Linked DNA regions of Homo sapiens: region 1 is linked to region 2. Evidence: chromatin loops called from intact Hi-C (ENCODE). Cell type or tissue: sigmoid colon. All regions are shown on one strand. Links, peaks and the distances in the headings refer to the core of each region. The heading gives the core; the rest is flanking DNA. Region 1 has its middle 220 kb from the start of CLINT1. Region 2 overlaps CLINT1 (clathrin interactor 1).

Region 1 (11,982 bases), core at 2,086-10,085, 260 kb after region 2:
TTTCTGCTTGGCTCCTTCATGTTCTCTGGAACAGCTGACAACGGGCCCTGTGGAATTCCTTTCTTAGACACCTTACATCTATTGGCTTCTATCTTCCTTGAGTGCAGCGAAGCTCTGGTTCTTTCCTATTGGCAGTGAGGAGAAAATCAATATTTATATTGGATTTAGCAGAGTCTGGAACAGCCACGTGCTGGTGCTGTGTCCTTTGTTTTCTTTAATGTATGTTCTATAGATGAAATCACTGGGCAGATGTTGGTTTAGCTGGTTTCATTATCCAAGTTCTGAATTCCCGGGGGGCCTGGGCTGATTTCCATTAATTATTTTAACAGCTAACCCTTTGTCGAGTTCTTACTATGAACAGGTATTGAACTAGACAGTTTCTATCCATTATCTCATTGAATCCTCCCAACAGATCTGAGAAGCAAGTACTATTATTCTGAGGAAACTGAGGCTGCCTAAGGTTAAAAAAAGCCAATAAGTGGCAGAGCCGGGATCCGACCTTGGTTTGTCTGACTTTAAAGCTGGTGCTCTTGATGCCCACATGAAAACATTGCTTCTTGAGCAACCAGAGAAAACTACACTTTTCTTCTTACTTCTAGAGAGATCACAGGGTGTATCTTGACGTCCCATTCTGCAGACTTGCCTCAGATGAACTCTATTGTCAGCTAAGAAGCTATCAACTGGGCTTCTTCCAGTATGTGAGGAATGTGGGGATTGTTGCTCTGTGTCAGGATCACAGTGTCCAGGTCAGAGCAACAGAAACTTCCAAACATCCTGGGACTAAGGACACTCTAAAACTCAGGCTTCTGTAGGCCAAGGCCATGGCAGCCATAGGGCTGGGCCAAACAGGAATGGCCATCTCAGAAAACTCGCCCAGAAGTATTAAAAACAAAAAAACAAACCAGAGAAAAACCAAGGGAGAAAGAACTTTTTTTTTTTTTTTTTTTTTTTTTTAGTTGGAGTGCGGGGGTCGGGGTATGCATGTGACTTACTGGAGCACTTTCAAATTGTAGCAGTTCTCAATCTCATATGCTCAAGAAATATTGTAGTCTTTTTTCCTTAAAAACAATCCAAACCCCATTTCCCTGGTGAGCTAGAACTTCAGTCTTGCTTAGTCCAAGAGACCATCTTTTCCCCCATCCCCAGAAGGACTAAGGGTGTCTGCAATAGAGTCAAAGGGTTTGGGAGGGTCCCAGGTCATAGGCCATTAGTGAGCCTTGGATGCTGAGATACTCTTTAGCCCATTCTATGAGATGTGATTCCTGGCCTGCTGCTTTTGTGCCACAGTTGGAATAAGAAAATCACTGTCAAAGTAGAGAGCGACACAACCATTCCTTTCTGAAATCTTGCTATTTCTCTGGAACACAACCAGCCAGTCCCCTTGGTTCACTGCTGCTCAGAGTCCGAAATCCCTCTTGTCTTCTCTCTCAGCCTTTGGGAATATCCTCCTTAATCTTGAAAAAATTTATTTCTCTTCTTACTTTCATTAGAGGAATTTCCTCTAGTCTGCAACTCTACTTTCCTATCTCCTAGGGCTCCTGGCTTACTCTCTTCTGTAGGTTTAGATGAAGAATTGCAAATTTAAGTGCCTGAAGAGGCCAGATAGGAATGGAAGTGAGCACAGGAGCTTGGCAGGGGCTTGGAACATTAGAAAGCACTTGGTCCGTGTAAAGAGGCTGCTACTCATTCCTGGTGAACTGCTGTCAGCCATGCTGACCTGTGCTGCTGTGTCTTCTGATTTTCCAAGAAAAGTCAGAAATCCAGTTTTTTAAAATGAGTGATCTCTTTTGGATTAAATGTTGGCTTACGCATTTAAAATTACTCTGTGTAGGGCAAAGTAAAATACCCACGGGCTGCCATGTTGCCACCATGACCAGTGCAGCCTTTTGAAAACAAAAGCCAGGGAAGAAAGTGTTTTACAGTTTACAAAGCTTCCCTTAGGCAAGAAAGCACAGGGCTCAGTCCATGATTGGACACAGGAAAAAGGAAAGAGAAAAAAACAGGAAGGAAAAACACATCAGTGAATTTCTCACAACCATCCTGTTTAAAAACACACTGCTTTCACTCACACTGTCTGCATTCCTGAAAAGAAAGCTTCTTTAGGTTTTATGCTTTGCTTTTCTCAAATTGGTTGCTTGGGGATTAAGAAATTAAGTTACTTTGGTTCAACATAAATTGCACACAGAAGTCTTGTTCTTACATGATTTTGTCTTATGAGCATAGAATTTATACCTGTTGGATGCTGAAGCCAACATTATGTTTTGCATTGCTGGAGTCAAGGCTTAGTGGAATTTGTTTGTTCACACTCAGTTTTTGATGCAGATTTTCCTCATTTGATTTTTTAGAAACCACTCCCAACTCTAGAGAGAAACTTCACAGGGATGTGCCAGTGATACAGATGACAAGTGTAGAAGACTATATATACAGCCAGTTTCCACTTCTACTATTAATAATATGCATTATATCTATTGAACACTCTAAGTACAGGTTAATTTGGTTGAAAGTGATACATACCTAATTCAGACTGGCTTAAGTAGAGAAGAAGTTTCTATAGAAAAGTGCAAACTGTCTCTCTCCAGTGGTATGTTTCAGGAGTGACATGGTCCAAGGGCTCAGCTGATGTCATGAGGACCTGCTTTCTCTTCATTTCTCAGCTGTGTCTCTTGCACGCTGGCTTCATTCCCAGGTTCCTGGTGATGGCCCTGGAAGCTCTAGACTCAAATTCTCCTTACTGCTAGCAGACCCAGGGGAAAACATGATGCTTTTCTCTCATCACTCTCAGAAAAAGCCTCTTTGGTGCTGATTAGATTACAAGCCCAGCCTTGAACCAATTGTTTAGCTTGAAGAATGCAGCTTTTTGATTGGCCAAGGTTACATTAGTGCTCAGCAACCCCTTCCTGTTGGAGCCTGGAGTGGAAGCAACTTTCCCCAAAGCTCATGGACTGAGAATGGGAGGCTCCAGAGCAAAGTTGGGATACTATCACTTGGAGAAGGATGTATAGATATTAGGGGGAAAATAATAGATCTCTATGCTAAGCACATAGAGTGGTAAATATATGGTTTCACCATCATACCCCAAATACATTGAATTAGCTTCAGAACTCCTAACTAATATACTGATGGTGAATGATATTAACTCCATATAGCACACATGTGGTGTTTGGGAGTCTACTGTGAGGGAGAAAGTTGAATATCTTATGTAGAAGACTCTGGTTATATCTGGGATGATATGGAGATGGGAGCAGTAAATCATCAGGTGTTGTGTCTTGTCTAAACAATAAAACTAAAAGCTCCATGAAGGTAAGAACCATGTGTTATCCTGCCTGGTTTTCCTCACAGGCCCGGGCTCCACAAATAAGGCACCTATGAAATATTTAATGGAAATCAGTATATTGAAGAGATACCTGCATTTCCATGTTTGTGGCACCACTGTTCACAATAGCTAAGATTTGGAAGCAACCTAAGTGTCCAACGGATAAGTGGACAAAGAAAATGTGGTACATATACACAATGGGGTACTATTCAACCACAAAAATGATTGAGATACTGTCATTTGCAACAACACAGATGGAACTGGAAATCATTATGTTAAGTGAAATAAGCAAAGCACAGAAAGACAAACATCACATGTTCTCACTTACTTGTGGGATCTAAAAATTAAAACAATTGAACTCATGGACGTAGAGAACAGAAGGTTGGTTACCAGGGGAAGGGGTGTGAAGGGGTTGAAGGGGAGGTAGGGATGGCTAATGAGTACAAAAAGTAGTTAGAATAAGACAGCATTTGCTAGACAGGGAGACTATAGTCAACAATAATTTAATTGTACATTTTGAGATAACTAAAAGTGTAATTGGATTGTAGCACAAAAAGGATAAATGCTCGAGGGGATAGATACCCCATTTTCCATGATATGATTATTATGCATTGCATGCCTGTATCAAAACATCTCATGTGCCCTATAAATACATACATTTACTGTGTACCCACAAATTTAAAAATTAAAAAAATTTAATGGTTTGAATAATTGAGGAATTGATGACACAAAGGGAAATAACAGCTATCATTTACAGAATAGTATGTCCCAGCCCCAGTCAGACTTGACTTTAAATCCTGGCTGTAGCAGCAAATGACTCAATTATCCCAAACATCATCTGTAAAATGGGACTAACAGCCATATATGTGCTAGGTCGTTGGGAGGCATAAATGTGGTATAGAAGGCTCTTGACACTGTTGGCACTCAATAAATACTGGCTGTTATTATTTTTATTTTATTTTAAGTGATAAGCACTTTTTTATACTATCATATTTCATTCTTCCATCAAACCTGTGAGAAAAATACTGTTTTCATCTCTGTTTAAGAAGTGGAACTGAATTTTGACCCCAATTTTTCCTGCCTCTGAATTTCATGTCCCTAATTACTATTCTGTCCTGCCTTCCTATCCTTTAATGTACCAACTGGGAAGACACGAGTTCACTCACAGCCTGAGTTCCTGTTTCTGTGTGTGGGTGTGGTGGGGGGTAAGGCAGACCACTGGGAATGTGGGAATGGGGGAAGAAACCAAAGAACCCCTTGCCTTTTGTGATTTAGTTATTTTTTTCCACACAGAGCAGTTCTGCAGAATCCCAACACTGGAGGCTTAGCTAACAAATGCAAATTACTGTGCAACATAAGACCATTCTTCAGTTAGATCAAAGCCTTTGGCCTCGACCATCTAGATGGGGACCTGTGTCTGGTTCATCTCAAAGTGGTGATTCCTGACTCCAGGGTGATTGTGGCTACCTAGTCCTCTTCCCAGTCATGGGCAGCCAGGGAAGGATTTCATTCAACAGTTACATATCCCTTACACAGTTCTGGGCACTGTTCTAAGCACTTTACAAATGTTACCTCATTTAATCTTCTCGGCTCCCTTGAGGTAGACCATCATCTGTGCTTTCATCATAAATCCAAAATGCAGAAGCACCTGAAGGGTACGTACTGTCTTCCAAATACTGTTCTAAGTGTGTCAAATACAAAAGCCCACAAGGTAGATCCTATTATTATTATTATCATTCCTATTTCACAAGTGAGGAGACCTAAGTATGGGAAGATGAAGAAGCTTGCCCCAATGTCACCCAGATAGTAACTGATAGTTCTGAGATTTGAACCCAAGCAGTCTGGCCTTAGAAACCACACTTGTCTACTAACTACCCCAGCTGTCAGCACCCATTCCTCCATTTCTTAAAAATAGTTAACTCTTTTTGGTTTGTGAAACTTTAAGAAAATACAGTAGCTCTGCTTAATGTGAATGTGTTGATTCTCAAACTCATTGACTGAATTTTCTAGAATAGTTAGATAACTAAGAAAGCAGGAAGCACTGAAGCGTGTTGAGTTTGGACTTAGACAGTTATGAGCCACCTACTAGCTGTATGCTCTTGGACGAGTTATGTTACTTCTTTAAATCTCAGTTTATTCATCAGTGAAATGGAATAATATGCTTACCTCATGGGGTGCGGTGAGGATTCAATGAGAAAACCATATGAAGACCTCAGACAGTGCCTAGAGAATGAGGAAACACACCAATAATTAGATTTTAAAAAATTATTATAGACAATTATTTTGCCATAATAGGGATTGTCTTAGTGCAGGTATCCTATTAAACATGCTCTATGAGCATCTTTTTTTTTTTTCTTTTTTTTTTTGAGACGGAGTCTCACTCTTGTCACCTAGGCTGGAGTGCAATGGTGCGATCTCAGCTCACTGCAACCTTTGCCTCCTCGGTTCAAGGGATTCTCCTGCCTCAGCCTTCTGAGTAGCTGGGATTCCAGGTGCCTGCCACCATGCCCGGCTAGTTTTTGTGTTTTTAGTAGAGACAGGGTTTCACCATGTTGGCCGGGCTGGTCTCAAACTCCTGACCTCAGGTGATCCACCCGCCTTGGCCTCCCAAAGTGCTAGGATTACAGGCGTTAGTCACCGTGCCCGGCCTATGAGCACCATTTTTTAATCACCTTCATTTTGTAATTAATGACTGGATTGTTTTATCTGATGAATGACAGTCTCTTTCACTGAACTATAAACTTCACTGGACTGTGAACACCATGTATGTATTTATATCATCCAGTCTTCATGCCAGGGCCTTATTTGGTACCTGGGTGTCCCGAGGGAATATTTTGTGTTCCGTAATGAACAAAGATTGGACATTTTACAATATAAAACATTTTAAGGATAACTCTGGATATAGGAACATTAGTTTACAAAATCAAATTGGGGATTAATTCTGTGCCATTTGGAATCAATATCATCTGATGGGTGTTTTTCTGCTCCAGGTTTGGTTCTGGACTGACTGGATTTTACATCAGTGTCTCTCAGACCACATCTTCCCCCTATTTGCATTTGACCTTCCTCTTTGTCTGGGGGACCCCATCTGAAAAGTCCCCCCCAGCAGTGGCCCATGCTGTATTTCACCAAAAAAGATCTGTATTTAGAAGGAACATTTACACGTTATTGGTGTCTCTCTGAGAGCGTAAGGTGCTTACCATATAGCTTGGCACAGTTTTCATTAAAGAGAAGAACAAAGAGAGGCAAAACATGAGGAAATTACTAAATTCCAACATGAAACTGAGAAGATATGCCCCTACACTTGCCCTCATAAACATTAAGCATTTTTTTATGGTGACATTTTTAGCCCATTCTGAAATGTATTGATTTGTTTCCTGTGAGTCATTGTCTGTTTCTGCTTTCTATGTTAAAAAACATATTAAATATCAATGTGATGATATAAATATATACGTGTGGGTGGATGGGCGGGTGAAAGGAATTTTCTTTCAAATTCTAAGAAGGGAAATAGCTTTTTCATAGGTTCCCACATCATCCATCAACTCATCACATCCTCAGTCTACTGCATTTCCCCCCTCGACACAAAACTGAATAATCACTCTGGTTTTAAAGCTTGAGAGAAAAAGTTTCAGAAGGTTCTGGAGATGGCCTGTTATTTGGGAGACAGCTGAAGTTTTTGTAGCTCTAATTCTGGGTTGAGGGGACGTCCAGCCGCTATCTCCATTTTGAGCAGTAGAGGGCAGACGTCTCCACTCCCGCCTGCCCAAGATCACCCCGGCAACTTTATGTTTATGCAAACAGCCTTTGACATAATAGCTTTGAAACAGCTGAAAATTGAATTGTGCCTTGAGGCCAAACATCTAGACCACCACCTTTGTTATATTCATCTGCCACAGTAAATTGGGTTCACCATTGGCTCTGGGAGCTGCTTTTTCCTCGATTCTAGTCCCACATAACTTTGCGCAGGAGAAAGACAAATGCGACTTCCTCACACAAAACGTTGGCAGGGTTTCATTTCACAAACTCTTATCTGAGGGGCTGGAGATTGCTGTGTGGATTTCTCCAGCCAACTGAAGAAAATAAAGGGGAAACTGGAAAGCTAAACCAAATCCATCTAATTCTGGAATATCTCTGTGGGTTTCCATAGCTTTTTAGCTTCTCCACTTAATCTAATTAGGACTTTGCCTCCCGAAATAAATACCTAATAAAGAATGAACCTATTAAAAGACTAAATTTACTACACACACGTTTGTGCGAACCCTCTGCCTGTTTCCTTGAAGCGGTAATGCCGATGAAATTGAACGTTGTTTGACTGGGTAATGGTCTCCCGCTGTAAGACGGATTATAGAAAATAAACATGGATGGGGGGGTGGGGGGCGGGGAAGCCAGCCGCTTTATTGAATTCCGCTGATGATAATGCCATCACCTGAAATCGCTGCCTGAAAAGAGTGTCAATGGGGGAGAAGCAGCAGCAGCAGCCAGAGCCAATTTGCAACTGGGTAACAGTTCATTTTAGAAGTAATTTTATTCTGTTTTGGGTTCACTGCCCTGGTTTGGGGGGTTAACAGAAAGTAGATTTTTAAAAGAAATCTGATTGTGGGCCTCATGGATGCTTTTCAAAGGAGGGCATTTAGGCATTGACTAATTGATTGGTTCATTTGTTTATCAATAAATATTTCATAAAGGCCTACTCTGTGTGAGGCGCTAGTTAGGAGCTGGGGATTTGATAATGAGCAAAGCAGGTTTGCCATCACTCTACTAAAACTTAGAGTCAGCGCAGGAGGTAGAATTCATTCATTAGCAAATATTTATTAAGCACTCACTTTGGATCAGGCTTATAATCAGAAAATAACTATACAATTACAACCTGGATGAGTATTATGAAGGCTCGGCAGTGAGGTTGCTGGACTGGATGTCCACTATTTCTTTGAAGAACAGTTTTAAGGAAAATCATGTAATATCAAACAGACCCTCAGATCAGTATGGAGGTCAGAAGATTACAGAGTTTATTAGCATGTTTGTGAGTTCACTTAATGGGTTCAAATTCAATTACCAAACTTCTCTGGACCTCAGTTTCCTTATCTTGATAGAAGTTTCTAGTAATTCCTGTCCAATTTGCCCAATAGGATTGACGTTTGAGTAAAATGAGAGACTAGGCATGAAAGTGCTTTGTAGTTGTTGAAAATAAGAGAAATTATTATTAACGGCACGTGCTCTTCTAGGGTGTACCCACAGGATCTTACAATATTCTTGGGTAGACAAGAGGAATACAGGTTGATCAATGGTGAGTAATTCAAACAGTTTAGGGAAAGTGGTAAAGTATATGGCACAGAAGATATGTTGAATGAGGTCAGGGAGAAGTCAGGCCTGGAAAAATGGATGGGGTTTAGAAAGAGAAGAGCAGAAGTCTGAAGCCAGTTTGCATTTGGGGCTCATGGGATGCTGGTGTTCACACTGGCAGTTGGAACACACAGCTCAAGTTTAGAGTGGTGCCACAGGCACCGCCTATGATGGGAACTGATGGGAACATTCACATTTTACCCCACTTTCCTGAAAAGACAATGCTTAAAACCAGAACTTCTTAAACCTGTGTAATATATGGACTTTTTTTTTCTTTTTCTTTTTATTCGACACATAATTATTGTACATATCTATGGGATAGAGAGTGATATTTTCACACATGTATACAATGTATAATGATCAAATCAGGGTAATTAGCATAGTCATCATCTCAAACATTTATCATTTGTGTTGTGAACATTCAGAATCCTCTCTTCCAGTTTTCTTAAAATATACACTAAATTATAGCTAACCGCATTCACCCTATATTGTAGCAGAATATGGAAACTCTTTCCTTCTATGCAGTTTTGTGTCTATTAACTAGCATCTCCCTATCCTCCCCTCTCCCCCTCCTTCCCAGCCTCTAAAAACCACAGTTCTACTCTCTGCTTCTATAAGCATATTTTTAAAAAGTTTCCATGTAGGAGGGAGAACATGTGGTATTTGTCTTCTCGTGCCTGACACTTCACTTAACATATTGTCCGCTAGGCTCATACATGTTGCCACAAATAACAGGATTTTATTCTTTTTTATGGCTAAATTGTATTCCACTCTCTGTATATACCATATTTTCTTTCTTTTTCCTTTTTTTGAGGTTGGAAATGGAAACATTTTATTGTGGGATATACATACCACTATTACTGTTATGAAGACTTTTTTACGTAGTGACACCTTGTATTATGGAATCTATATAGTTCTATACTATAATCAAGACATTTATACAAAGTGACACTTTGAGATATGGTTGGCCCCTTTAGCTGGATACCAATGAAGACTGGCATCCACACATTCACAGGCATGTTTATTCTTCATCCTAGTGTTAGGGTTTCTGTTTATTCCGCTTGTACTTCCCTTGGCAGACAGCGATTACATTTTACCTCAGCACCATCTTGTCAGTGCCAAAGAACTTGCATTTGCCAAGGAATCAATCTCCTGGGATGCAATGTCATGAAGTGGAATGGTATAGTCTATTCGATAAAGTCATCATTTTTTTGCATTTCCTTGACAGTTTAATTTTTACCACTTTTATATCACGTGTTTTCACCAGAATTTTGCCATGTTACATAACCACAGGCAACCCAGGCTAAATGTTGACCTGGCTTCATGTTTTGGAGATACATTTCTCAAAATGTCTGGAATATTTTGTGCTTCTAGTGATTCCTTCATGGACTTGAGTTTTTGATCAGATGTGTTGTTTTCTTTATCTGGGCTCTTTCCATTTCTCCTTCACATGTGATGTTGATTTCTGGTACAGTATCTTGTCCCACTGCAGGGTAAGGCGATTCAGCTATGCAGTTCACTGCAATTTGTTTTAGAATAACTTATTCCACAGAACATTTGAGGTGATACTTATGTCCTTTTCCTGGGATATCCTCCGTGCTGGTTTGTTTGACTGTCTCCCTCAGAAATACCTTGTGGGGTGTCCCTTGCTGGTAGTTGAGGCAGATCACTGCCACCGAGGCTGCCTTGGAGGCTGGGTCATGGGTTCATGAAATTTCTATTCTTGGTTAGCAGTGACCATGAGTCTGCTCAGGCTTAAGGGGACCAGTAGCCTCCTACCCTGCTTGCTCCCAGGTTGCTGAGGCAGAAAAACTGTCATGCCTGGCTTGGGCTGGGTGTGGGAAGGATCACCCTTTTTTGTTTTGTTTTGTTTTTAAATATATGGCCCCTTTTTAAAGGAAAAGTATTATCTCGACTCCAGAGAAGACAACTGCCTCTTAGTTAAGAAACTTTCCACTGCAAATTGTCAGTGCTAAGGAGAAGTTTTGGCGTTACAGTCGCTGGAACTTTTTCTTTTCCTCCTTTTAAAATTATCGCTGAAGTAAGAATACATGATGAAAAAATCTTCTTGAAACTCTCAGGTCCTGGAGAAAGTGTATACAGAGTCCTCAGGACAAACATGGGGCTCAGTGTGAGAAGCACCACCTTAAACAAAGGCAAGTTTATGCATGTGATTTTAGAGTGCTGTTTCCGGTCCTCTGGAGAGAGATTTTGGGCCTTTCACGGTCTTTTAAATTAAGCACTGCAGCAGTCTCCCTACACACAGGGTCTCAGTTCCCCACTCACTTCCCCATTTCTCCATTATGTTTCTTTAGACAGCCAAGCAGCAATTTCTTTGATGACTGATGCTGGTGCCCCTCACTGGCCCTCATCCTATCTCCTTGTGACGACTCTTACTGAAGATGGACCTCAACCCCCGTTGAGAGGCGTGGTGGTGCCAGATTCACAGACCTGTTTTATATTTTGCCAAAAGAGAACTAGCTCATTTAGAAGGCTCCTGTGCTGTCTCAGAGGGTTGCCTCCACTGTCTGCCTCAGGCTTAACTAACATCCCCCCAAGCTTCATGGAGAAATCCAGTAAGAAGAGACGGCCATTTTGAGAAAATTATTTAGATTCTGGGCATGGAATCGGTAAGCTCAAGAGAGCATCTTCATCTTTGTGCGATTTTGATTGTGGCAAACCGTTCTTGCTCATGCCTTAGAATGTGTTTATCTTGGGCATCAGGAGAAGAAAAAGTGATAGAAACAGGCAAAGGTAGATCATAAAAAACAAAGGAAAAGAAGAGGTACACAACACGGTAGAAAAGAGATCAAGCCTGTAATCTCATCACTGCAGGTGGAGGTGGGAGGATTGTCTGAGCCAAGGAGTTCCAGACCAGCCTGGGCAGCATGGTGAAATCCCATCTTTACAAAAAAAAAAAAAAAAAAAAAAAAATAGCTGGATGTGGCGGTGCAGGTCTGTGGTCCCAGCTACTTGGGAGGTGGGAGGATCACTTGAGCCTAGTAGGTCAAGCTGCAGTGAGCTGAGACTGCATCACTGCACTCCAGCCTGGGTGACAAAGCAAGAGACCCTGTCTCAAAAAAAAAAAAAAGAAGAAGAAAGATATATCCACATGGTGCCATCAAAGACTTTGAGCAGTGGGACTAGTATGTTGGGCACCTACTGTCCACCAGCTGATTAACAGTGTACTCTGCAGTGTAATGGGGAGGAATCTTCACCCAAAAAATCAGCTATGTAATTCAACTGTAAGTCCTGCATTCCGATGGCTAGAGGAAAACATGACCCTCTGGGAGTTTAACTTTCCCTGCTGTGCCCCACCCCCTCACCTC
Region 2 (11,982 bases), core at 2,441-10,440:
AGAAGCAACAGTAGAAGGTACAGAGAGCACGTGAGGTATTTTTAAAAAAGAAAACATTAAAAATTAAGGCAGGTTGGAAGAAAATGAAAAGGACAATGAGAAACAACAAAATAACTAAAAAGTGGCTAATGGAGCTTTTGTTTTGAACTTTTGTTTACAGGATCTAAAAGGATACATAGCCTTTGGAGATTGAACAAAACGATTTTGCTGAATTGCCTCCTAAAATTGCAAGGCTAAAATTTTCTGTTACATGTTTAAGGATTTTAACATATTTACTGAATCTGGAAATGACCATCAACTTAAAGAAAACATGACAAAATGAAGTTTTCTAGACAAAATTTAAACCAGGATGGTTTTTTTAAAAAAAGTGATTTTCCAACAATGTGTATGTACATTTCAACAACAGTGTGATGAACCAGACTTCGGAAAGAAACAAATTTACACGAAAAATGGAAGTGGATGAAAACCAAACTGATTAGCATGGCATGGTGAACATCATACTGAATTACTGCTAAAGATACTGGATATTGGCAAGACATTATCTAATGTCAGAATGAAAAAACACAAAACTGGCCGGGTGCGGTGGCTCATGCCTGTAATCCCAGCACTTTGGGAGGCCAAGGTGGCTGGATCACTTGAGGTCAGGAGTTCAAGACCAGCCTGGCCAACATGGCGAAACCCTAAAAATACAAAAATTGGCGAGGCATGGTGGCTCACGCCTGTGGTCCCAGCTTCTTGGGAGGATGAGGCAGGAGAATCACTTGAACCCGGGAGGCGGAGGTTGCAGTGAGCTGAGATGGTAACACTGCACTCCAGCCTGGATGACAGAGCAAGAATCCTCAAAAAAAAAAAAAAAGAAAAGAAAAAGAAAAAACACAAAACTGCTAAGAGTGATTAGTTAAGTCTGAATAACATAAACCATGAACAATAACTTAGCAAAAGGATGTGATGCAAACACACAGGATATCCAACTCTATCTTTAATACAGATGCTGCAGTTAGTGCATTGTGACTGAGTTTGAAAACGTATTCAATTTTCTAAGTTTAGCTGATATAATTATATATCATGCTGGCAAAAAGAAAGATACAAGCAAGAATAGTGTGGAAATAAGTTTCAAATAGCAATTTCTATTAAAAACACATTAAGTTGCTACAACTACTTTGAAAAACCTGAAGAATAAAGTTACTACTTGGGTAAATAATCCAAAAACTTTGGACTTCCCCAAATAGAAACTTCAAAACATTATTTATATGCTTTAGGAGAAATATTTTTGCCCAATTCAAAAACTAACTTGTGGCCGACTCTGGTTGCACTGCCTATGAGTTAGCCCTATTTAAAAAAAAGAAAAAGAAAAAACTAACTTGTATTTGATGCTTCAATATAAAAAAGGGAATTTTTCTGCTGTTAGAAACATCCTTAAACAGCTAACTAAACGCAGTGTTTTTTCTTTGAGAGTGGGAAAGCAGAGGAATAAATGAGTAAGGATATTTTATATGTTAAGATTTTTACATGGTTCCATTGAAGGAGATATGAGAGCTCAATATAATCCAAATATAAACATATATGGGTGGGGGGAGCTGGAGAGCCTCAGTGAACAGCTGCTAAGATACACAGCACTGGCCAGTCTGCACATACACAAAATGAGCAAGAGATTGTCAGAGCTCACAGAAGACAGAACAAGTCCAAAGGGACATGCCGTGAAAGACAGTTCCTATTTTGTGTATCTGCTTCAAGCACCTATGCCCTATTTTAGAGAAACTATATTATTATATTAAAAATAAACATGAAAGATGAATGTTCTAGCTGCTCTTAAGTGTACTGGGAAGAATAAACAAAACAATAGGCCTAGATGAAAAACTGCGAGTATCGTCAGTCATCTTTTATATGTCAAAGTATGCAATGCTTAAATAAAGAAAGAGAGACTGAGGCTGGAATGACTGTCAGGAAGCTTATCTGGTTTGGGCCAAAAATACAGCTAAATTGGTTTCAAATTAGAAAGATGGATCTCCTGATCAAACTTTTTATTTTTATACTCTAAACTCTGAGTTATAGAAACTTTCTTCCCCCTTCTTTTTAAAATGGCAATCCTAAGAGGGAAGGGCATATATCTGTTTTAATCTCTGTATGACACCTCAAAATATGCAGTCATTTAATTAGCCATTAATGGTTAAAATCCTATTGCCGAACCCACAAGTTAAAAATAGGAAGATTCATGTGATAGTAGAAGTCAAGATTAGTACTGCGTGTATTTTAGTATTCTATGTATTCCTAGAAAAGAAAATTAGCATTTTGGTCTTTGGTATTTCACTGATTCTTAAAATATACTCAAGAAGCTAAGCTGATGCTTAGGTGTCAGCTTGTCTTTGATACTCACTGTATCTGAATCCTCCAACACTGTCTGAGGAAACCCCAACATACTTGTCTTTGTTCTTCTTTGCTTTCTTTCGCTCTTCACGAAGCCTGTCGTCATCCTGGGCAAATTCAACCAATTCCTTCACCTTCTGTCGAATATTTATACCTTGATCCTTACCATGCTCATCTATGAGGATGGTAAGAGATAAGCAAAACCTAAGAATTCACTTAATATGTATCAAGCTCTTTAAGATTAAAAAAAAGACACAAAAACTTCAACATAAGAAACTTCAATATTTAAAAAACAATAGAAAGGGGCAAGTTGTGCTATTTAACTTTGTCATTTCCTCTTCAGCAAATTCTAAGTTCTAAAATGGAATTTTGGCTTATAAGAGCATGTAAAGATGAACTAAAAAGGACCACAGATAATGGTACTATGCAAGGTCAATTAAAGATTGACCTAAAAAGGATTACTGATGATGACCACACAAAATAGACATATCCATAAGTGCTATTGTGTTTTTCTATCATATTTTAAGAAAACAAATCAAAAGAAGAACCACTTTAGCATGTTAATAACTGAAAAGCACACAAATGTCTTGGTTTCCCCAGTACACGTCTGGAACACTAATTATGAGGTTTTAGCATAGCTCAAAAACTGAATTTTTAAAGTGCTTACAAGTGGGGTACGCTACAAAATGAAATGTGCTTCATTTTCTAGCCTCTTTCACATTCAAAACACACTGTGGCCTTGCTGCCTTTGCACAGTAAATATTATTTGGTGGGAGGGAAAAAAACCCCAGCTTCAAACAGATGTGTGTGTTTTGGAGCTCTAACCTTTTCTTCCCATATGATTAAAGCTATTCCTTTATGGACACCACAGGGGACCAGTCTCCAGTGCATATTTTAATATAAACCCGAACACTCATGTTGTGTTGGTTCTGTTGTTATTAGCCAGTCTTTTCTGCAAGTTCTTGTCTTCACTAATTAATACTCTAGGGCCCCACGTCTTGGATTCTGCACTCGTCACACAACCAGCAACAGTCACATTCTAATTAGAGCAGAGAAGCTTCTAAGCTGGTTCAGGTGACTGACAACTCCAACTACTGTTTTAATTTGCTTATAAGGTTTTTCTATTGCTTACCTACAAAGTGGTAATTTTCCAGGGATCGTAAATCATAAATGTGTTCTCTGGCACTTGTAACAACACGCTCTGATCCATTCCTTATGAGGTAAGCTAGGAGCAGCAACGACTGCAAAAATACAAAGCAATAAATGATTTAATGAAATATATTCTAGTAGAGCTTTGGTAAATGGTTAAAAAAAATAATTCTAACATTAGCAAATAAAGAATCTTCATGCTGGTGGTGAGGTTTCTTTACATTAGACTTTAAACACATAATCTAGAACTTACATAATCAATTTGAAGTTCCTCTTATATTAAGCATGATAAATAATTATAAATCATCTACTGGATACTATGTGTCAAAGACTTAAAAGAATAACACTGATGTTCAAAATATCAGAATGCTTGATATAAATAGACAATAAGGTTTTAGAAAGCTGACTCAGTTTTTACTTTTTATCTGAGCATTATGGAACTGTGAATTGCCAGAAATTATTTGGTAATTAAACAATCCTATAGTATTTTCCCCAGATAAAATTTAATTTTGAGGTTAATTATGTGGCTTTTGTTTTAAAAGGTTGTGGCCAGGCTCAGCGGCTCATGCCTGTAACCCCAGCACTTCCTGGGAGGCCGAGGTGGGCGGATCACTTGAGGTCAGGAATTTAAGACCAGGTTGGGCAACATGGTGAAACCTCGTCTCTACTAAAAATACAAAAATTAGCTGGGCATGGTGGCCCACGCCTGTAATCTCAGCTACTGAGGTGGCTGAAGCACAAGAATCACTCGAACCCAGAAGGTGGAGGTTGCAGTGAGCTGAGCCCGCACCACTGCACTCCAGCCTCGGCGACAGAGAAACTCTGTCTCAAAAAAAAAAAAAAAAAGATTGTTACCAAAAAATAATAATTTAAACAACCTGAAGGTAGAAAATTTTGCAAAATAGACATCTTCACACATACACACACACACACACACACACACACACAAATAGCTGGGTATTGTGGCGCACACCTGTAGTCCTAGCTACTTAGGAGGTTGAGGCAGGAGGATCTCTTGAGCCCAGGAGGTCAAGACTGCAGTGAGCCAAGGGCATGCCACTGCATTCTGGCTTGGGTGACAAAGCCAGACTGTCTTAAAAACAAACAAACAACAACCAACCCCCACCCCCAAACTAAATTTTGTTAAAATGTAAATTTGGAATGACTGCTAATGGGTGTAGGGTTTCTTTACAGGGTGATAAAAATGTTCTGGAATTAGACAGTAGTTACTCCTACAAAACTTTGTGAATATACTATATAATAAATTGTACATTTTGAACTTAACAATGCTTGGAACAAACCTCACTTGATCAGGTATATGAAAATCTAGTTAGGCGGAAAGGAGGGGGTGGCAAAAACAAAAAAAATTTAGTTAGGTTGGTAAAACTGAGGGACACAAAACCTCCTTCTACCAGTAATTTACAGCCATGTGTCACTTAATGATGGGGATATGTTCTGCGTAATGTGCCATTAGGCAATTTCGTCATTGTATTAATATCATAGAGTGTACTTACACAAACCTAGATGGTATGGCCTGCTACACACTGACAATCTATAAGACAACCTATTGCTCCTTGGCTACAAACCTGTGCAGCATTGTTACTGTAATGACTACTATAGGCAGCTGTAACACAATGCTGAGTATTTTTGTATCTAAACATAGAAAAGGTACAGAACAAATAGAGTATTATAATCCAATGGGACCACTGACATATAAGCAGACCATCATTGACTAAAATGTCCTTATGTGGTATATACGACTTTTAAAAAGGAGTTTATCCAAGAATTTTTAAAAAACCAAAAAACTAAAAGCAAATTTAATTTACAGAAATTTCAATTATTTCATCACACCTACCATACAACCTGAGGGAATGACACTGAATGTTTTCAGAAAGAAATAACAACAAAAAAAATGAAACTAACACATAGATTTTCAATCCTAAAAGCCAAACTATGTCATTTTGGATAGCAAAGAAAAACATTCTGAAGAAGCAAGAAAATATGGTAGGTTATAGAAGCATAGATGACTATATTATTATAGAATTCTGCATTATATGAGATCAGAACAAAAGGAATCTGATAAAAAGTTCGTATTCATAAGTTTAAAATTAGAATTATATTTTGAACATTTTGGATACAAAATACTGTGAGAATACTATCATAAATTAGGTAAATTTCTATGTCGATGACAAACCATATCAGACTGTGGTATTCATCTTAACTGCTCATACACTAAACATGCACACTACTCTACTATAGATTCATTATTTTTGATATGCACAAACATTTTAGTAGGAAAAATTTTAAGAAATAATCAACATTTAGAAGTATTATTAAGAATTTCTCATTCAGAACAATTGTTCATGATGACTAGAAAATAGAACACAAATAACAAATCTACTTCTTTCATGTGCTTTCGATTATTCTATTCTAGGATTTAATATACTTCAAAATCACCTATGTATATACACCTTCAATTTCCAGCATTTGTTTTCAACATGTCAAGTAATTAAAGCAGACTTGTGTCCATACCTTATAAACTCTTCTCCAATTCTTTTTGTTGTCTTTTAACATTCGTGACCAAAGCATGTTCATAAGTTCTGGAAATTGTTCATACATAAATGTAGCCCTGAAAAAAGAATCATTCTTTAAGAGTCTGCAATATATTAATTTTGACAGTAGATGGCAGACTTGTTCTAATTTGGTGTTTCCCTGAAGAGTTTTTAAAAATTAATAAACTTAATTCAAAAAATTTAGAAGATATGTACTTCCTTGAAAATGTTTTCCCTATGTTTTATACACTACCTGGCACATATGTAAGCCCCACTAATTAATCAATACTTTGCAATTAATAATTAATTAAATTAATTAATATACTTTGCAAGCTCTTCATTCACTGGTACAATGGCCCAGATGTTCACAGAAAAATTTTTTTGTAACTTTCACTTCAAGTTATTTTATATGCATTTGTCAAAATTTTACATGGTGAGCTACAGTGTATCTCAAAACTTCATTAAAAAAGATACACTGTGAGTTTCTTTTTTGAGCCAAATTTTTAAGGGGAATGGATTGCATAAAACTTTCCACATTAGTATCTGAAACTCTCTACATTACTATCTGAATGATTATGCAAAATTTATATTTTGGCAGCCAAATAGTTTAAATCTGAAAGCAAATTTCATATTTCTGTGTTAAGATGCTTTGATTTTTTTCTGCACTGCTGAGTCAAATTATCACTTACTTGGCAATCTCTCCCATGAGTTGCCCAGAAGGTCCCCAAGGATCATCGTTCGTTGCCTCTCGAACCTTAGACTCGATCTCTGAATAATTCATAACAACATTGGTGCTGTAGAGGAAAAAAATGCACGCACACATGCACAAAGATTAGCATCAAAACTGAGAAACACATGAAAACTTAATAATGACACTACTGGGTGTCCTAATGAGCTACCTCTACAGGATGGGAGAGAAAACATCTTTTGTGCACAAGCTACCCCAAGGACACTATGTAACACACTTAAGTTATCTTTAAGCAGATTTTACTATACCATTAGCCTTCAAGAATACAGATGAGAGATTACATTAGAGCTGGCATTAAGTCCAGTAAAAAATGGCTGAAGGTCAAATTAAAAAAAACAAAAACAAAAACTGAACATGCTGGAGTCTATTATAAAACTAAGTTGTCAGTTTCTTGACCAGATCTGGTTTACATGCAATGCAGGCTTATGTTTCCTGCTTATAGAAATTCTATAAATTAGGCAAAATTATGTAACAGCTGAACAGTATCTATATCACATTTTTAAAAGAATAAATCAAAGATATCTACAGATGTTTAGAACCACTATAAACACTGAACTGTGATCCTTGAGTCTTTTTTCATTTACTCTATCATATGCACTTCTATGTCATATATTCACTGTAACCCTCACTTTTACTGGCTGCATAATATTCCATCAGGAGATTGTACGATGGACACTTAACTTTCCCTTAGGTCTTCAGCAATGATCAAGAACGTGGGCCTCAGGAGTCAGAAAGATCTGATTCCAATCACTTACTATGTGACCTTTGACAAAATTATTTTAATTATCTTAATCTCAGTTTCCTCAACCAATAAATAAGAATACTACCTCAAAGGCTAGCACAGCAAATGGTGTTTATTTAGCACAGTGTCTGACATATAGAAAGTACTCAATATATGTTAGCTATTATTACTATCAAATATAATAACCAACACCAGCCTGGGCAACACAGTGAGACCTGGTCTCTAAAAAAAAAAAAAAAAAAAAAAAAATTAAAAATTAGCCAGACATGTTGGCATGCACCTGTAGTCCCAGCTACTAGGGAGGCTGAGGTGGGAAGATTGTTTGATTCCAGTAGGTCAAGGCTTCAGGGAGCCATGACCGCCCAACTGTACCCCAGCCTGGGCAATACAGCAAGACCCTGTCTCCAAAAAACAAAAGGAAATATATATAAAATAACCATCTATTAGGAGTATTTCAAAACATTATGTAATATTTTTATATGAAAGAATTCACTTCGGAAAAAATCAGATTAAGACATGAGATGGCAAAATATTTGGTTAAAATGGAATTTCTCATGCTTATATGAATTTAAGAATTCAAAGACATTTTGAGAATAAAGACTGCAAAAATGTGACATCCTATAGTAGTATTCATTTGACATCGAAAGCTCCAATTATTACCAAATAATTGTTATAACAGGTGTCTGTGAATATGGTAATTCAATTCTTCCACTTAGCATTAAGTCTTAGAAATAGTGAAAAATCAGAATTTGGTTAACTATTACATGCATATACCCCACTTTTGCTATATGGTTTTTCAGTCATCAAAAACTTCTATTTTTAAAATAAGGAAGGTTTGGTTGAAATTGGCACTCAAATCTCTTAAATATAAATTTCAAATTTATTACAAACACTTCAATTTCTTCATGTTTAAAGAACAAACCAACAAACAGGTTTGGGTCAAATTTTAAAGGAACAATTATGCATTTAAGTGTGACTTGCCAAAAAACTGAATCAATCTGGCTTTCAGATTTAAATTCAGAACACTGTTCTACTATGGAAGAAAAGCAAAATCCTATTATTTTCTTTCAAATCTTGGAGAAAGCTGCCTCCTAAGATATCAATTAATGTGACAAAATAAATATAAATTCCTTCCCCAGGACTAAAATAAATCCACAATCTCCACTGCCCACCCCCCCTTAAAAATGTTAAGACCACTAAGGAATACATTTTCGTTAAAATCCAGTAATGCTTCTATTGCAACAGTTTTATGTATAAATGTAGAAGAACAATTTTCCTCCTAATTTTATCAACCATGGAACCAAAATAAAACTAAGGCAGCCAATAACAGATTCACAATTTAAGATGCCACAAAATGATGAATTTCAGAATGCTTTTGTTTATCCTGGTGGCTGAAGAATGCGTGGCTTAGGCAGTTAAAAGTGTCAAAATGCAGCTGTGAAAATGAACAATAGCAATTAGGATTATAATTCACCCAAGCATTTCATTACCAAGAATGCACTTGAAATCTCTTTGCATTGTTTAATTTGTTGGAGAACAAGATGAAAGAAGTTAATCTCCAGTCCATGTACATGAAATATTTTTACCAGAGCCTTCATAAATGCTGTAGATTTCAGAACACTGCTTTCCTTGTTCAAGCGACAAAGGCCCATGGGTCAAATAAGAAAGGTTCTGTTTCCGTAACCCTTCACAAGATTCTTAGCTGAAGGCCTGTGTGAGTGCTGTGTTTAGAGGGAGAGGTGGCAGAGAGCCAATAATCTAAGAATCTCCTCATTTCTTTGGTTGAAAAACAATGGGAGCCATCAGAACATACTTACAATATAGTTATTAAGTATATCCACAGGAGGATATGGCAAACATAAAACAAAAAAATAACAGAACGCTTACACAAAGAAACCAGATCTATTAGAAGTTATTTTCCAGGCCAGGTGCAGTGGCTCCTATCTGTAATCCCCAGCACTTTGGGAGGATGAGGCAGGTGGATTGCTTGAGCCTAGAAGTTCGATACCAGCCTGGCCAACATGGCAAAACTCCATCACTACAAAAAATACAAAAATTTGCTGGGCGTGGTAGCGTGTACCTGTGGTCCCAGCTTCTCAGGACGCTGAGGTGGGAGGACTGCATAAGCCCAGGAGGTTGAGGCTACAGAGAACAAGACCCTGTCTCCCACTCCCCTCCCCCAAAAAAAGCTATTTTCCAATGAAGCTGTTGCTTTCAGAAACTGCAAAGAACCCCCTCAAGATGAGATTTGATGGCATAAAGAATTCCAAGACAAAGTATTTTAAGCTTCAACTAATTCAGAAACAAATGTAAACTAAAAACAACACTGTATGGTTTGGCCTTATTCCAGGTCATTTAAAAATAACTATTTCTAAAAAGGTAGAAATGGCATTTTAATCCTTCCTTTCTCATGTTTTCTACTGCCCTCAATCTATGCCCTACCCATAATTCCAGTGACCTTTTTTAAAAAAGAAAACAATCCCTCCGTGTTAAAAATAAAAATAAAAATTATGTCCAGATTTGAAAGGAAAAAAATGGCTAGTTTAATTCTGAAAACTTCTGACACAAATGTTTTAAGAATATATCACAGACGCTAGAGGGGGCACTCTCAACGGTTTCTTAAACACACACACAACAATCCAGACAAAGGTCTAGAATTTGATCTGCAAACAAAATTACAGAAAAAGACACCGCCCCTCCCCAATAAATTTCATACCATTTAAACTAACACTACAGTCAAACAAGTGACTTACGGACTTTCACCAATCCTAAATTGAGATTCCTAACTTGAAATTTTAAAAAATTATCTCTTTACACTTAGTTGTTGTTTTTTTTAAAGTACCGGCAACCATTATTATGACCTTCTGTTGAAGGCTCAAAGTCTTTGGATACAGGCTTTTCTACTTACATTTCCTTTCATGTAATTATCATTATAACACTTAAAGGTAACCAAGAATACTTTGATAACACCAAAAAAATTTTCTGTATATTATTTTAAACCAGTCTGACAGTAATACCAAAAGAAAACTTGACCCACAAAATATCTAATGATTTTTAACATTTCTGCTGTCACCATCAATAACTACCTTTTATTTCCAGATTTTTATCTGTATTTAATTTCTGCAAACATAAACAGACATGAGATGTAATAATGGAGGGAAAGTAAAAGAAGAAAAATAACTTTAAGAAATGCTGCTGTTTCACAAGAGAACATAAACCAGGAAAAAAAATGTTGCTGTAATTTTTACATTTCTTCACTAGTTTAAATAGTATCTGTAATTTTCAGAACAATCTAATAGTCACCAGAAAGTACAAAATGAGCCCTTCTCACATGTGTTCTATCTAGGCTTACTCAACATATTAACTTTCTCTTTGCTTAAAACAAGAGTCTTGAAAATGAGTGACTTGAAGAGTAGGTTTCTCTGTCCTGATAAAGATAGGTAATTACTAGGATCACACTGTTTAAATGTAACAGTTACAACTACTGGGTAGTTCAGCAGTATAACTGGCTAACAATACCAAATCTTAACGGACTCTAATATTAGGCCAAAAAGAAAGTTAAGAGAGGGAATGAAAGATGGAAGGAATCACCAAAGAATGAAGAATACAAGAATAAAATCCATAGACACAATCATTATTGTTTATGAAACTGTTTGTTGTTTCCAAAGTGCTTTTACTCATTTTCACATTTGCTTCTCAGAACACTCCAGCAACTTCACTCTGCACAACTCAGCAACACTGACTCACTAGATCTTTAGTGCCAACTGCGAGAAGTTACCATCCTCAAGTTTTGCACACATGCTTTGATATGGTTTGGCTGTGTCCCCACCCAAATCTCATCTTGAATTGTACTCTCATAATTCCCACGTGTTGTGGGAGGGACCTGTTGGGAGATAATTTGAATCATGAGGGCGGTTTCCCTCATACTGTTCTAGTGGTAGTGAGTAAGTCTCACAAGATTTGATGGTCTTTTTTTTTTTTTTATACTTTAAGTTCTAGGGTACATGTGCACAACGTGCAGGTGTATACATGTGCCATGTTTGTATGCTGCAACCGTTAACTCGTCATTTACATGAGGCATATGTAATGCTATCCCTCCCAAGATCTCATGGTCTTATCAGGGGTTTCTGCTTTTGCCTCTTCCTCATTTTCCCTTGCTGCTGCCATGTAAAAAGTGCCTTTCACCTCCCGCCATGATTCTGGGGCCTCCCCAGCCATGTGGAACTGTGTCCAATTAAACCTCTTTTTCTTCCCAGTCTTGGGTATGCCTTTATCAGCAGCATGAAAATGGACTAACACATGCTTCTAGAGCTATGTAAACACAGCCAGTATTCAGTTAGTCAAGGGTCAACTATTCAGTTTGTAAATTATTAGTGTTCATCGTAGCCCTCCTCTTTATTCTCCATTTTCTGCTTATTTGACTACTT

Evidence for each region. A loop is a pair of places that touch in the nucleus more often than their neighbours do. Peaks named below come from ENCODE experiments on the same cell type or tissue, not always from the same donor. Only the 100,000 strongest peaks of a DNase experiment are listed, where the experiment ranks them.
Region 1: a loop joins it to region 2, with 2.9 times the contacts of the local background. A loop is called at or near these places in 10 of 110 quality-filtered maps.

What each region holds. Positions count from the first base shown.
Region 1 is chr5:158,068,391-158,080,372 of GRCh38, forward strand. It overlaps the pseudogene LOC100128898. Among named protein-coding and RNA genes, the nearest start is that of CLINT1, 220 kb to the left of the region's middle. In sigmoid colon, for the core only: a CTCF peak has its summit at 7,046 (motif pointing right); a DNase peak (open chromatin) is centred at 7,071; H3K4me3 peaks cover 531 bases.
Region 2 is chr5:157,810,689-157,822,670 of GRCh38, forward strand. CLINT1 (clathrin interactor 1) reads right to left here. Exons shown (of 12, transcript NM_014666.4): 2 at 6,755-6,859; 3 at 6,046-6,142; 4 at 3,497-3,605; 5 at 2,375-2,539. Among named protein-coding and RNA genes, the nearest start is that of CLINT1, 42 kb to the right of the region's middle. In sigmoid colon, for the core only: CTCF peaks have their summits at 6,191 (motif pointing right), 6,390 and 10,154; no DNase peak of the experiment used is centred there.